2 separate regions of the Mus musculus genome follow, and region 2 is linked to region 1. A link is a loop called in an ENCODE intact Hi-C map of the cell type or tissue named here. Cell type or tissue: heart. All regions are shown on one strand. Each heading gives the region's core, and the rest is flanking DNA. Links, peaks and the distances in the headings are about the cores only. Region 1 holds the start of Tfcp2 (transcription factor CP2). Region 2 holds the start of Csrnp2 (cysteine-serine-rich nuclear protein 2).

Evidence for each region. A loop is a pair of places that touch in the nucleus more often than their neighbours do. Peaks named below come from ENCODE experiments on the same cell type or tissue, not always from the same donor. Only the 100,000 strongest peaks of a DNase experiment are listed, where the experiment ranks them.
Region 2: a loop joins it to region 1, with 2.0 times the contacts of the local background. A loop is called at or near these places in 3 of 42 quality-filtered maps.

The regions. Positions count from the first base shown.
Region 1 is chr15:100,547,989-100,554,303 of GRCm38, reverse strand. Tfcp2 (transcription factor CP2) reads left to right here and starts at 2,296. Exons shown (of 16, transcript NM_033476.3): 1 at 2,296-2,394; 2 at 2,823-2,979. The coding sequence starts at 2,858. In heart, for the core only: CTCF peaks have their summits at 3,824 and 4,860 (motif pointing right); no DNase peak of the experiment used is centred there; H3K4me3 peaks cover 1,500 bases; H3K27ac peaks cover 1,111 bases.
Region 2 is chr15:100,492,561-100,498,875 of GRCm38, reverse strand. Csrnp2 (cysteine-serine-rich nuclear protein 2) reads left to right here and starts at 3,637. Exons shown (of 5, transcript NM_153407.2): 1 at 3,637-3,842. It also overlaps a transcript of Tfcp2 not described here. In heart, for the core only: a CTCF peak has its summit at 3,684; a DNase peak (open chromatin) is centred at 3,605; H3K4me3 peaks cover 1,824 bases; H3K27ac peaks cover 1,621 bases.

The DNA.
Region 1 (6,315 bases), core at 2,395-4,894:
TACTTCACAGTGGGTGATTATGATTTGCCTCGTGCACTAGCAGGGGTGTGAGCTTTTCCAGCTTCAGATAATTTAATTTTGGGGACTCTGGAGAGGGTACAAAGAGGAGAGCCCCGAATGGGCCTGTGGTGGCTCCCCCCCCAATCCCCCCCCCACTTGTTCCTGCTATTGCATCTGCTAGATTGCTGGTTTGCTATTGCTGAATTGCTGGATTACTGGATATTCTAACAATGGAGATTGGCCTTGCCCCAAGGAACTGGATGCCCCTAATCAGCAGGAAGTAAACTAAAGAGGTCTATGCTCCCTTCCTCCTCTAATCTTCTTTATCTTCTACCTCATGTTGGGGGATTGGAAGGAATTAGGGTGGAATAAGGGTTGAAAGGATGGTAGATATAAGAACCCAGTAAACTTGCTAAACAAATATGCCAACAGTATTTCTCTGTGTGTCATTGGCTGTCCTGGAACTTGCTCTGTAGACCAGGTTGGTCTTGAACTCAGACCCACCTGCCTCTGTCTCCCATGTGCTGTGATTAAAGGTGTGTGTGCCACTACGGCCATACTCAGTTTTTGTTCTTAACCACTTAGCCATCTCTCCAGCCTTTGCCCCTTTCTTTTTCTTTCTTTCTTCTTTTGGAGACAGGGTCTCACTCTAGATTGTGGGCTAGTCACCAGCTTCCTATTCAGCCCAGGCTGGCCTTGCAAGCACTCATGATCCTTACGCCTCATTTCCTCAGTGCTGGAATTACAGGAATATGCTACAAGGCCGGGCCTTTTACCTGTTCTTCTTTAACACAGCATCTATGGAGCCCTTGTAGACCAGGCTGGCCTTAAACCCCACAGATTCTCCTGTGTCTGCCTCCTAGATTCAGGGATTAAAGATGTAAGCCACCATACCAAGTCATTTCCCTATCTCTCCTGAGGTAGAAACTCAGTGGGAGAAGTAGTTATATACAAATCTAAGTCAAAGCAGACTATAAGGATATTGTGTTGGCATACAGAACGAAGCACACTTCCACAGACAGGGGATGTCTTTGGCCGGCAGAGGCATGTTTATCATGACAATTTAGTTCTAGCCTTACCTTTCTGTTTGGTAAAATAAGTGACATTTACCTTTAGAATTTTTTTTTTTTTAAGATGGGAGGCAGAGGCAGGCAGATCTTTTGACTTCAAGGCCAGTCTGGTGACCTAAGGACCCTAGTGGTATACAGAGTTCCAAGACAGCCCAGGCGACAAAAAGAACCCTGTCTCAACAAACGAGCAAACAATGACTAGAGATGCTAGGTAGACCTGGCTGTTATGGAAATTGCTATGTAGTCTAGACTGTTCTTGAACTTGTGGAGATCCTTCTGCCTCAGCCTACTGAGTGCTAGGTTTTTAGGAACACACAATGCCCTTTTAGGAAGGGATTACAACCCTGTCTTGAGGACTTCTGCAATACTGTTCATAGCATACAGGTATTTTGCCCGTGCTTAATTTTAAAAATGGCCGTAATTAATCCTCAGGAGCAAGGTGGAGGAGGTATGATTTCACCTCCTGCTCCAGGGTCTTCATTATCTAGCCCTGGCTCACCTGGAAATCAGATCTGCCTGCCTCTGTCTCTGGAGTGCTGGGATCAAAGGCATGAACCACTATGCCTGGCTATGGTTGTTCTTGATTTACAGTTTAGTAAATTCAATCTCTTGGAGAATACTCTTAAGTTATCATACTATAAATAAAGATGCCAGCTCTGACTTTGCTCTGCAGATTTTTCCCCAACACTCATTCATCATTGCCTAAAACAAACAAAAACAAAACATCAAAGAACCAACCAAACAGAAACAAAACAACAAGCAAGGTGTAGTGTGCACGCTTTTGATCCTAGCACTCAGGCTGGGGGTGTGGATCTCTCAGTTCTGGGTCAGCTAAAGTTACCTAAAGACCCCGTCTGAACATCAACAAAAACCCCAATAGTTTTCCCTGTTTCCTGCGCGAATGCCTTAGGGAGAAGGGTGAAGATAAGGGAAGGCAAATGGGGAGAGTTTAGGACTGGACACACGGGAACGAAAGTCCCTCCGGGAATGGGAGCGGGAAGCGGAAAGATAGAACCGCAGTTCTGCTCTACTGTCAGGACCGAGAGCCTGCGACCCGGGTTCACGCCTAAGCACTGAGCCCGCCCACTACTCCGGGGGCGGAAGCCTTCGCGTCGATAGCCTATCACCGCTGCGAAGACAGAACCAGTCTCTTCTTCATTGGTAGATGGATGGTGACGTTGCGCCATGGCCGTAGCGGACGTCCTGATTGGTTGGCGCTGGGGGCGGGTTTGCGCTTCGAGTCTGCGCCGAACTTTCGCTGTCCACGCTTCCAGGCGGTCGTGGTGGCTAAGGAGGGTGTGGGGACGGCTCGGAGGAACCCTGGGTTTGTGCTGAGAGCGGAGTGGGGGGGCGGGGAGAAGAATCGGTGACCGGAAGTTATCTGGTTGACCGGAAGCGAGGCCTGAGGGAAAGTGCGGATGCCCGGAGGGAGGAGCTTTCCACCTAGGGGGGCGGAGGGGACGCTCGGAGCGCCCGGTGTCCTGCGCGTCTCCGCTTTGAGGCTGAGCGGAGGACGCCGAGCGACCGACCGGTGGGCTTCAGAGAGCCCGAGTCCGGCTGAGCTCCGGCGGGACCTGGTGCCTCACGATCCCGAGAGCCGAACGGGAGGGATTCCTGTCACCGGGGCTCCCGAGGAGTAGCCAGGGTGCAGCCCGTAGGTCAGGCTTGGGGCGCTGCGCGAGGAGCTGGGTTTGTAGCTGACTTCCACTGTGCTGTCTGCCGGGTAGAGTTACGCTCCGCGCCTTTGTACAGGAGCCGGCGCCTGTTGGGGCAAGGAAGGAGCCGGGATGGCCTGGGCTCTGAAGCTGCCGCTAGCCGACGAAGTGATCGAGTCGGGGCTTGTGCAGGACTTTGATGCTAGCCTGTCCGGCATTGGCCAGGAACTGGGTGCTGGTGCTTATAGTATGAGGTGAGTGAGATGCCTCCCAGACCTTACCTTCTTAATAACAAAGGCAGGATCTTGAAAGGTGGGAGGGCGGCTGTACAGTTTAAGAGAACAGCCTGCAGCTTGGTGGGCAGATTACCCCCCCCCTTACACCTCCCTACCTCCCCCATCCTCTGGTTTGAGTAGTAGTGGTATGGGAGGACAGGAAAGACTCTAGAGTCAACTCTGTAGGGCCCTTGCATCCAGATGGTGTAGGAGACTTGGACACTGACTGTATGCTTGGGTATGTCTGGATTCACGTGAAGAAGGGGCAGTTGAGGGATATCTAAAGAAGTCCGGCAGCTGGGAACTGAGGTTCAAGGTTGACGACTTGTTGGGAAGAGATGGGATACCTTGGACAAGAAGTCCACAGACAGCTGTCTCTTACAACAGACTTGTTTTAAGGTTTTCTTCCAGGGTTCCTGTCTTTGGAAACTTGAGCTGAGAATGTCTAAAAAGTGACAAAGAGGCGCACGCCTTTGATCCCAGCACTCGGGAGGCAGAGGCAGGCGGATTTCTGAGTTCGAGGCCAGCCTGGTCTACAGAGTGAGTTCCAGGACAGCCAGGACTACACAGAGAAACCCTGTCTTGAAAAAACAACAACAACAAAAAAAACCCCAACAACAACAACAAAAAGACAAAAGAAAGACGAGAGTACTAGTGCACAACTGAAATACCAGCACCCAGCACTCAGCAAGAGGGGGATTAGGAGCTCAAGACCATGTTTGGCTACATAGTAAAAAATGGCACCGATAACTTTTTGATGTTCCTAAGCACCTATGCATCAGGCAGAAATATCCTTTTGTTAGGGAAGATGGGTGGGAAACACTGCCCCCCACTGCTGGGAGTTTTCTTCCTCTCAGGAATCACAGCTTAGGGAAAGCTGGAATTTTTTTTATTATTTATTTATTTTTTTGAGACAGGGTTTCTCTATGTAGCCCAGGTTGGCCTGGAACTCAGAGATCTGCCTGCCTCCGCCTCCCAAGCGCTGAGATCAAAGGTGTGAATCACCACAGCCCAGCCTAAAGCTGGATTTTTGACTGTGCCACAGAGAAAGAATTCAGGATAAGTTACTGTGAAGCAGAGTTGGAGTTTATTTAAAGGTCTTCAACAACCATGGGGTCTAAGGCAAAATGAGGTGTGCGCAGGAAAGAAAGGCACACCAGGGAGTGGGGTTCAGGCTTCTCAAAGGGATCATCGCTGTCTTTACAGTAACTATATTTAGTGTTTTTGAAGGCGCCTGAAGTTGTACTTGACAGAATTTTTAAGAAACCTTATAACAGGCCTTGGATCATGCATGGGATTCCTCTTAGGTCCCAAAAGTTTCAGAAATTAAAATGTTTTTTAACTGTCAACAAAAATTTAGCCTTGTTTTGGCGATTGGCAGAAAATACCTGAGAAAGTGGGACGACTATGTTTGAAGGTGACATGGGCTTGGGTTCTAACGTGGATCATTGCCATTTTAGCTTTCTTCTCTAGATAAAGGAATTTTATTTCTTTGTTGATAGTCTTCAGATAAAATATAGTTACTTGTGTTGGAATTTTCCCCTTCCATTTATGTGTGTGTGTGTGTGTGTGTGTGTGCACACCTGCGCCCCATGGCATTTGTGGAGGTCAAGGGGCAGCGTTCAGGAATTGATTTTTGTCCTTCCACTGTGTGGATTCTAGGATGGAACTCAGACTCTCACAGTCTTGGTGGCAAGGACCTTGAATCATCAACTAATTGATTCTTTAGCCACACTCCTTTTTCCTTCCCATTTTCCTATAAGTTTTATTGTCTTTCTCTCCTGTTGTAATTTCCCCTTTGAGACTTTTTTAAAATTATTTTTAAGATTATTTATTTATTATAAATAAGTACACTGTAGCTGTTCTCAGATACTCCAGAAGAGGGCATCAGATTTCGTTACGGATGGTTATGAGCCACCATGTGGTTGCTGGGATTTGAACTCGGGACCTTTGGAAGAGCAGTGGGCGCTCTCAACCACTGAGCCATCTCGCCAGCCCCCCCTCCCCCCTTGAGACTCTTAAGGCTAAAAACCTGTTTTCTAGAACTACTTTGGTGTTGGATAGTGATGCAGACCCTACGTATGCAGGGAGCAAAAGTCTCAACCTATCCAACTTAAGGAGAGCATGAGGAAGCTCAAGCTTGGAGACAATTTGTTTGAAATCTGGAATAGAGGGTGTTGTTACTTGGGACATCAGACCACATAGCAATACAGCCAATATAGCATACATGCATGCGCGCGCGCAAACACACACATACACACACACACACAAAATCTTTACAGTTTATCTTTTATATAGTCTTTTATAAAAAAAAAAGTTAAATAGACTTTTTGTGATGTGCTTAAGCTTGATTGTGTCCTGACTTCTATTTTTTCTATTTTGAAAAATCCTGAGGACCAAATTATGATCTAAAATCTTTTTGCCAGTGATGGTGACACGTGTCTTTAATCCTAGCACTCAGGAGGCAAAGGCAGGTTTGTCTCTCTAAGTTCGAGGCCAGCCTGGTCTACAGAGTGAGTTGCAGGACAGCCAGGGCTACACATAGAAACTGTCTCAAAATAAACAAACAAACAAAAAAACCCTAAATAAATAAAATCCCTTTTTAGGTCTGGGAAGATTCCCAGTGGACCTGCCTTATAAGCACATACCACACAAGAACATCTCAGTTTGAATCCCAGCAACCCCATGAAAAAGCCAGGAATAGCTGCCCCGTGTACGCCTTACTCCACAGTAGCTGCCCCGTGTACGCCTTACTCCACAATAGCTGCCCTGTGCACTTTTCACCCTAGGATCCCCATGCTTCATGGCCTAGCATGCCTATCTGGAGAAATGGTTCAGCGAGAAGATCCTGTCTCAAAGGATAAGACAGTGGTAGAGCAGGACACACCCCTCTGCCTTCGCACATATGCACACATGAGATGTCCTTTCTCATCTAAACATGTTTTCTCTTGAATCTTCTTTACCAAAGGTACCTGTCGTAGGGTTTCTATTCCTGCACAAACATCATGACGAAGAAGCAAGTTGGGGAGGAAAGGGTTTATTCGGCTTACATTTCCATACTGCTGTTCATCACCAAAGGAGGTCAGGACTGGAACTCAAGCAAGTCAGAAAGCAGGAGCTGATGCAGAGGCCATGGAGGGATGTTCTTTACTGGTTTGCCTCCCCTGGCTTGCTCAGCCTGCTCTCTTACAGAACCCAAGACTACCAGCCCAGAGATGGTCCTACCCACAAGGGGCCTTTTCCCCTTGATCACTAATTGAGAAAATGCCTTACAGTTGGATCTCATGGAGGCATTTCCTCAACTGAAGCTCCTTT
Region 2 (6,315 bases), core at 2,386-4,885, 55 kb after region 1:
CAATAGTAAGATTGTCCAATTTTATGGCCCAGTAAGAATGTTTCACTGAGCACTGCATGGAGGGTTGGCTCAGTGTTGAAAGCATATACCCTACTCCAGCACCCCCATGCTGGGTCTCAGCTGTCTATCCAGTTCTGGGGGATCTGACGCCCTTGTCTAGCTGGAGAGACAACTCGGTTGAGAGAGAGAGCACTTGCTGTGTTGATAGAGAACTGGGGTTTGGTTCCAGCACACACACACACACACACACACACACACACACACAATCATCTGTAACTGAAGTTCTAGGGAGTGAATCTGATACCCTCTTCTGATCTCTGTGTGCATATATTGCAGGGGCTTTTTGGGATCCAGCTTGAGGTCTAATTATAAAGACATGGAAAAATTTGTCTAGTATGTGGCTTTTGGCCTTTTGCTGGGGCCGACTCCCAGCTACAAACTAATTTAACCCAACTTCCCTGCCAGTGTGTCCCTCCAAATGGCTCTCTTCACCTCCCTGGGTCTGTCGCTTCTTGTCTGGTAGATCCACCCCTGCCTTCCTGACTTTCCTTTCTGCTATTCCTTCTGCCCCCAGCTCAGCTGCCAACTCTTTTAATTCTTCAAAAAGCCACATTGCAGTCTGAACCATTCAGCAGCAGGACAGCCACCAGTCCATCTCTTTGGATTACTCAGCAGCAGGACAGCCACCAGTCCATCTCTTTGGATTACTCAGCAGCAGGACAGCCACCAGTCCATCTCTTTGGATTACTCAGCAGCAGGACAGCCACCAGTCCATCTCTTTGGATTACCTTTCGCCCATGGTGAGGGCTATGTGATCTCCTTCACGGCAACTTGCTTCTGAACACAATAAATCTCAGAGAATCATCTTTTGGGTAGATGATAAAGGACAAGAATTTACATATAGGAAGCTGGCAAAAGGCTGCTGAGAGGGCAATACCGCTATCCTGACAGCACTTAGCTCTCTGGCCTCACAGCAACTGACAATTAAAAATACCTGGGACACACCTACAAGTCATTTGACACGTGGGGGAAAGTCATCCCAACATGCAATGTCCCAGCAAACCATAACATAAAGTTCCTTAAAAACAGCTTTAAGCCGGGCAGTGGTGGCACATGCCTGTAATCCCAGCACTTGGGAGGTAGAGGCAGGCGTATTTCTGAGTTCGAGGCCAGCCTGGTCTACAAAGTGAGTTCCAGGACAGCCAGGGCTACACAGAGAAACCCTGTCTCGAAAAAAACAAAAAAACAAAAAACAAAAACAAAAAACAAAAACAAAAAAACCCAGCTTTAAGAAATGTGTTTTTTAAAAAGAGAATGTTTGCCCACATCAATGATTAAGAAGCCATTTAGCGGGACATGGTGGCACACAACTCTCCCCTTGCAATGCAAACATGTCACTCACTGCTAGGTGCTAACCAAGCTTTCTTTAAATGTACCTGACCTTTTGTTTGTTTGTTTATTTTGGGTCTCACTGTGTAGCTGTGGCTGGCTTCGAACTCACTGTGTAGACCAGATTGGTTTCCAATTGTCTGCCTCTGCAGGGATTAAAGGTATTGGCACCACTCCCAGCTAAGAGGTTTTGGGTTGTTTGCTTGGTGATGTTTTATTGAGACTGGGTTTTTCTGTGTAACCTTGGCTGTCCTGGAGCTCACTCTGTAGACCAGGCTGGCCTTGAACTCACCAAGATCCACCTGCCTCTGCCTCACAAGTGCTGCAATTAAAAGCATGACACCACACCAGGCTGGGTTGTTTGTTTTAAGATTTATTTTTCATTATTTTTGATTATGTGCATGTGTGTGTGTGTATGTGTGCACATGAGTGCCAGTGCCTGCCCAGACCAGAAGCAGGGATCCCCTGGAAGTGGAGTCACAGATGACTGTAAGCCACCATGTGGGTGCTCAGGAAGACAGGCTTCTTTAGAGTCAAGCATACATGGGTGCAAAGCGGGGTGACCTTCAGGCAGTGCAGCCTAAGGACCCCCGGGTTTCGTCGCGTCTCCTCTGAGCTTCAGCAGATAGATGATCGGTGCACGAAATCCTAAAGACACTTTTTCATGGTCTGCTGTTTCTCCCTTTGTGGTGTTGTCTCTGTTGTCACATAATGAAGAAAACTGGAATTCATAGCACTTTTTCAAAGCCGCTCAGTGTCTCAGCTCCAAAGGTGAGAGAACATTGTAGCCAGTCGCGCTGGCTTTATATTTTCCTGGTCATATGCAAAAATGTACTGGGATTTAGAACTTATGGCGCTTTTTTCATGAAAAGATTTGAATAGCACACACACACACACACACACACACACACACACCCTACATAAAGTTTAATCCTGTCGTGCATCCACCTAGCCAATAAATACTCACTGTGCTCCTAAATGTCAAATAACCAGATTTTAAAAACCTGGTATTGAGAATACAATAAATAAACAACTCTTCAATTCAAGTTCCATGGAATCCAGTCAAGACAGAAGACTAAAAAACAACAAATACAAGTGGTAGTGATGCCAAGGAAATAAAGAGACCAAAAGAAGCAGTTATTTCAAATCATGGCTCTCATTCCAGTACTTAAGAAGCTAAAGCAGGCTTTTAAAATGGGAGGCAGGCAGATCTTGGGGTTCAAGGCCAGCCTGGTCTACAGAGGGAGTTCCAGGACAGCCAACGCCACAGAGAAACCCTGTCTCAAATAAACAAATTCAAAACCATCTTGAGCTAAAAAGACCCTGTTCAAAACCAAACGGTGTGTGTGTGTGTGTGTGTGTGTGTGTGTGTGTATGTGTGTGTGTGTGTAATGTATTACCTCTCTAATATGAAGACCTGAATAGTTACTAACTGAACCAACGTATGGCTGGTTGGCATAAGATTGTAAAGGTAAGCCGGGCGTGGTGGCACACGCCTTTAATCCCAGCACTTGGGAGGCAGAGGCAGGCAGATTTCTGAGTTTGAGGCCAGCCTTGTCTACAAAGTGAGTTCCAGGACAGCCAGAGCTATAACTTTTTGGTCCATATTTTGCCCACTTTAAAGATGAACTGCAAAACTGTGATTATCAGAGACAATAATTAAAAAAAGAAAAGAAAAGAAAAATTTAAGAATGTGAAGAAATCAGCCCGTATAGTGGCGCACGCCGTTATCCAGCATTCAGGACGCAGAGGCAGGTGGATCTCTTCAGTTCGAGGCCAGCCTGGAATAGTGTGAGTTCCAGGGCAGCCAGAGCCATGTAGAGAGACCCCGTTTGGGGTGGGAAAAATGTTGAAATCGATCCATCATATAAATAGATAGGTCATTGCTCATAATTTCTCTTATAAATTAGGCCAGCTGCAGCAAGTCATATGGGACAACCCCGTGAGAATCACGTTCCCCAGGCATGGGGTGAGGTTCTGGTGCGAGGAAGTGTAGCCGAGGATCCGCAGCCTCCCGCTTCAAGGCGGGCAACTGCCCTACAGGCGCTCTCCGGGGTCCGCCGCGAATGTTCCAGGGTGGGCGAGGGCTTTTGGGCACTGGCCGCCTCCAACTCCCGGCATGCCTTGGGTGTGGGCCAAGTGTAGACTCCATTTCCCAGGCTGCCCCGGGCCTCGGCCGCGACGCGCCGGCGCCTATAAGAGGCAGAGCGCTGCAGCCGGAGCCTATTGTTAGCCGGAGCCGGGACGGTTCTGGTCTTCGCTGCCCGGGGAGCCAGAGTGCAGAGCCGCCCGACCCCCGCCGCCTGCCGGCCGGCCCACACACCCTGCAGCCCCGAGAGCCACGCGACGGGCCTGGGAGCCGGCACGCCTCGGTCTCCCCTCCTTGCACACGGGCTGAGTAGGCAGCGGGGGCGGCGGAGACCGTGACGGGAGAAGCGGCTGCGGCGGGGCCGGTAATGGGCCTGGGGTGCGGGGAGGAGGGGTCCGCCTCGTCCTTGCCTGGCAGCAGTTCTCGGGCAGCCGTGGAGCAGCGCTCCGGCGCCGAGCTGTGCGGACTAAGGAGGCGGGGGGCGGGGAGCCGAGGCGCCTCTGGGAAGAGGCGTGAGAGCTAGGGGCGCCGGGGACGCGGGTCGGGCTGCAGGCTAGCTCGAGGGATGGATGGGCGGCTTGGAAGCCGGCTGGATTGCGGCTGACGGCTGAGTTCGGAATGGAGTGGGCAGTGATGTAGGATGGAGGGAAGTGAAGGAAGGGGAGGGGGCCTGGAGGAAAATGTGGGAGGAGTGGTTGGGAATTTGTGAGTAGCAGGCAGGAGGATGTGGAAGGCTGTGGGGACTGCAGAAGATGGAAATGAGCGGGAAGGTTAGCGGGAATCCATGGGTTGAGAGCGGAAGGGTTCTTCAGCGGTGCTGAGGGGAACTGGTGACTTGGCATGTCCCTTCTGCTCTGATTCCCGATGTCTCCCATTTTTTCTGGCGTTGTGTGCAAAAATGAGAGCATCACTTGTCCCGGGTGCTAGCTTGATCCTTTTCGCAGGCCTAAACACGCAGCCGCCTGCCATCCATCCTTTGAGTGCTATGGTCTTGATTCACCCTTTTAGAAGGGTTGAGAGTGACAGTGTGACACAGAAACCATTCTTCAGTATGAAAGGTTAGAAGTTATCCCCAAGAGATGACACTGTTCCCCGTGTCCTCCAGTTTTCGTGGTTAGAACCCCAGCCGATTCACATTCTCCTTTTCTTTGGTGGCTTTAAATTTTACAGATATCCAAAACCAGGGTGTTGGTGTGTGGGAGAGTTATAAATGGCGATATCCTTCCGAGGAGAGTTAATGCGGCATCATGTTCCAGGTCTCTCACAAAGCTCTGTGTCTTCTAGGATGTGGCTTTAATGTAGGAAGCCGAATTCTAACCTAAACGGGGACAACCTGGGGAGTAGAGGAGGGAAGGGGCCTTCTTTAAATACCTAGCTTAAGGAGGAGGTTTACACCGAGTGTCTTCCCACTTCCACGATCTTGGGGATCGCAAGGACACGTAGAGCCATAAGATAGTATTTGCGAATCACCCACAGTATCTTAGAAAGGGGGAACAAGGTAGGGCATCGTACTCAAGTGTTACAGTGTTGCGGTATAACAGGAGCCTCGCTGCCCCAGAGTGTCTGGTAGTCTTCACAGTCCTATAAGAGGTTCCTTGACCTTTGGCAGAATATTGGGTTTGAGTTGGGTGGAAAGATTGTCCCCTGTGTTAGGGTTTTGGAGTCATTTAGGAAAAAGATTCACATTACCCAAGCTTTACAAGAATTCTCTGTGTCCAGAGTTTCCCCTGAACTGTGTTTGTTGTTGATGATTTTGGGGTCAGTGCTCCTCTGCATAGCACTGTCTGTCTTGGAATCCACTGTGTAGCCCTGGCTGGCCTGGAACTCACAGAGATTCACCTGACTCTGTCTCCTTAGTGCTGGGACTGGGCCTGCTTCGCCACACCCAATTTTTGCTATTCTTATATAAGTTGGGATTTGAGGTTTGAGCCCTTATCAGCCTGAAGAAAGCTTAGACTGAGTACTGAAATATGCATGCTGGTTTTATTTGGTGCTAGCCTAATGTCATCTATGTTCTGTAGCTGAGAACTATATATGACCCTTTGGGAATTGTCCAGCTGGAAACAGAAAACACTGTAAGGCATGTTGTCAGTCAGAATGTGTTATATGAAAAAGCTTTTGTATAAAGAGAGATTATTTGTTGTTGAGATGTTTATTTAGATAGCTAAGTATTCTGACTCTCGTTTCTAGCCTCACCCTGGTTATGTCTGTTTCAGTGCTTAGATATAAAACTTAATAAACTGGAGGGGTAGGAGGGGGTTGAGACAGGGTTTCTTGTAGCCTTGCTTAGCTGCAAACTTGAACTCCTGCTCCTCCTGCACACAAGTGCTGGGATTACATGTATAGACCATCATGTGAGGGTTACAGTATCTTTTTGAACTCAGGCATTGATCTTTTTACCAATGGTTAAGGGAGAAGTTGAGCCAATGGGAATGACTGGTTTCTACTTTGGGTTTAAGATGATGTTAATGTGAATAAAAAAAAAATATGGAACTTGTTCTCGTGGTTACTATAGTGATGAATTAGAGTTTTTCTAGGCGGTATGGAACTAGGTGGGACGTTCATGTTACGTACGTCTTTTAACAAGTCAGGCCCACACCAGAGAGGGCTGAGTTGAAAAGCAAACTTACACTGTTTGCCAGGAGATGATGATAGTAGGAATTGGGGCTGCACTTGGTGCACACACTTGAGAGGCTGAAGCACGAGGACCATGTGAGTTCCAGACCTTTCTCAGGAAACAAGCTGGGCCTTCATGCGGCTGAGCTAGCAGCTAAACTCGAAACAATTAAAACAGGTGATTTTACAGGAAGTCTTGCTAACATCTTGAGTGGGTGAAG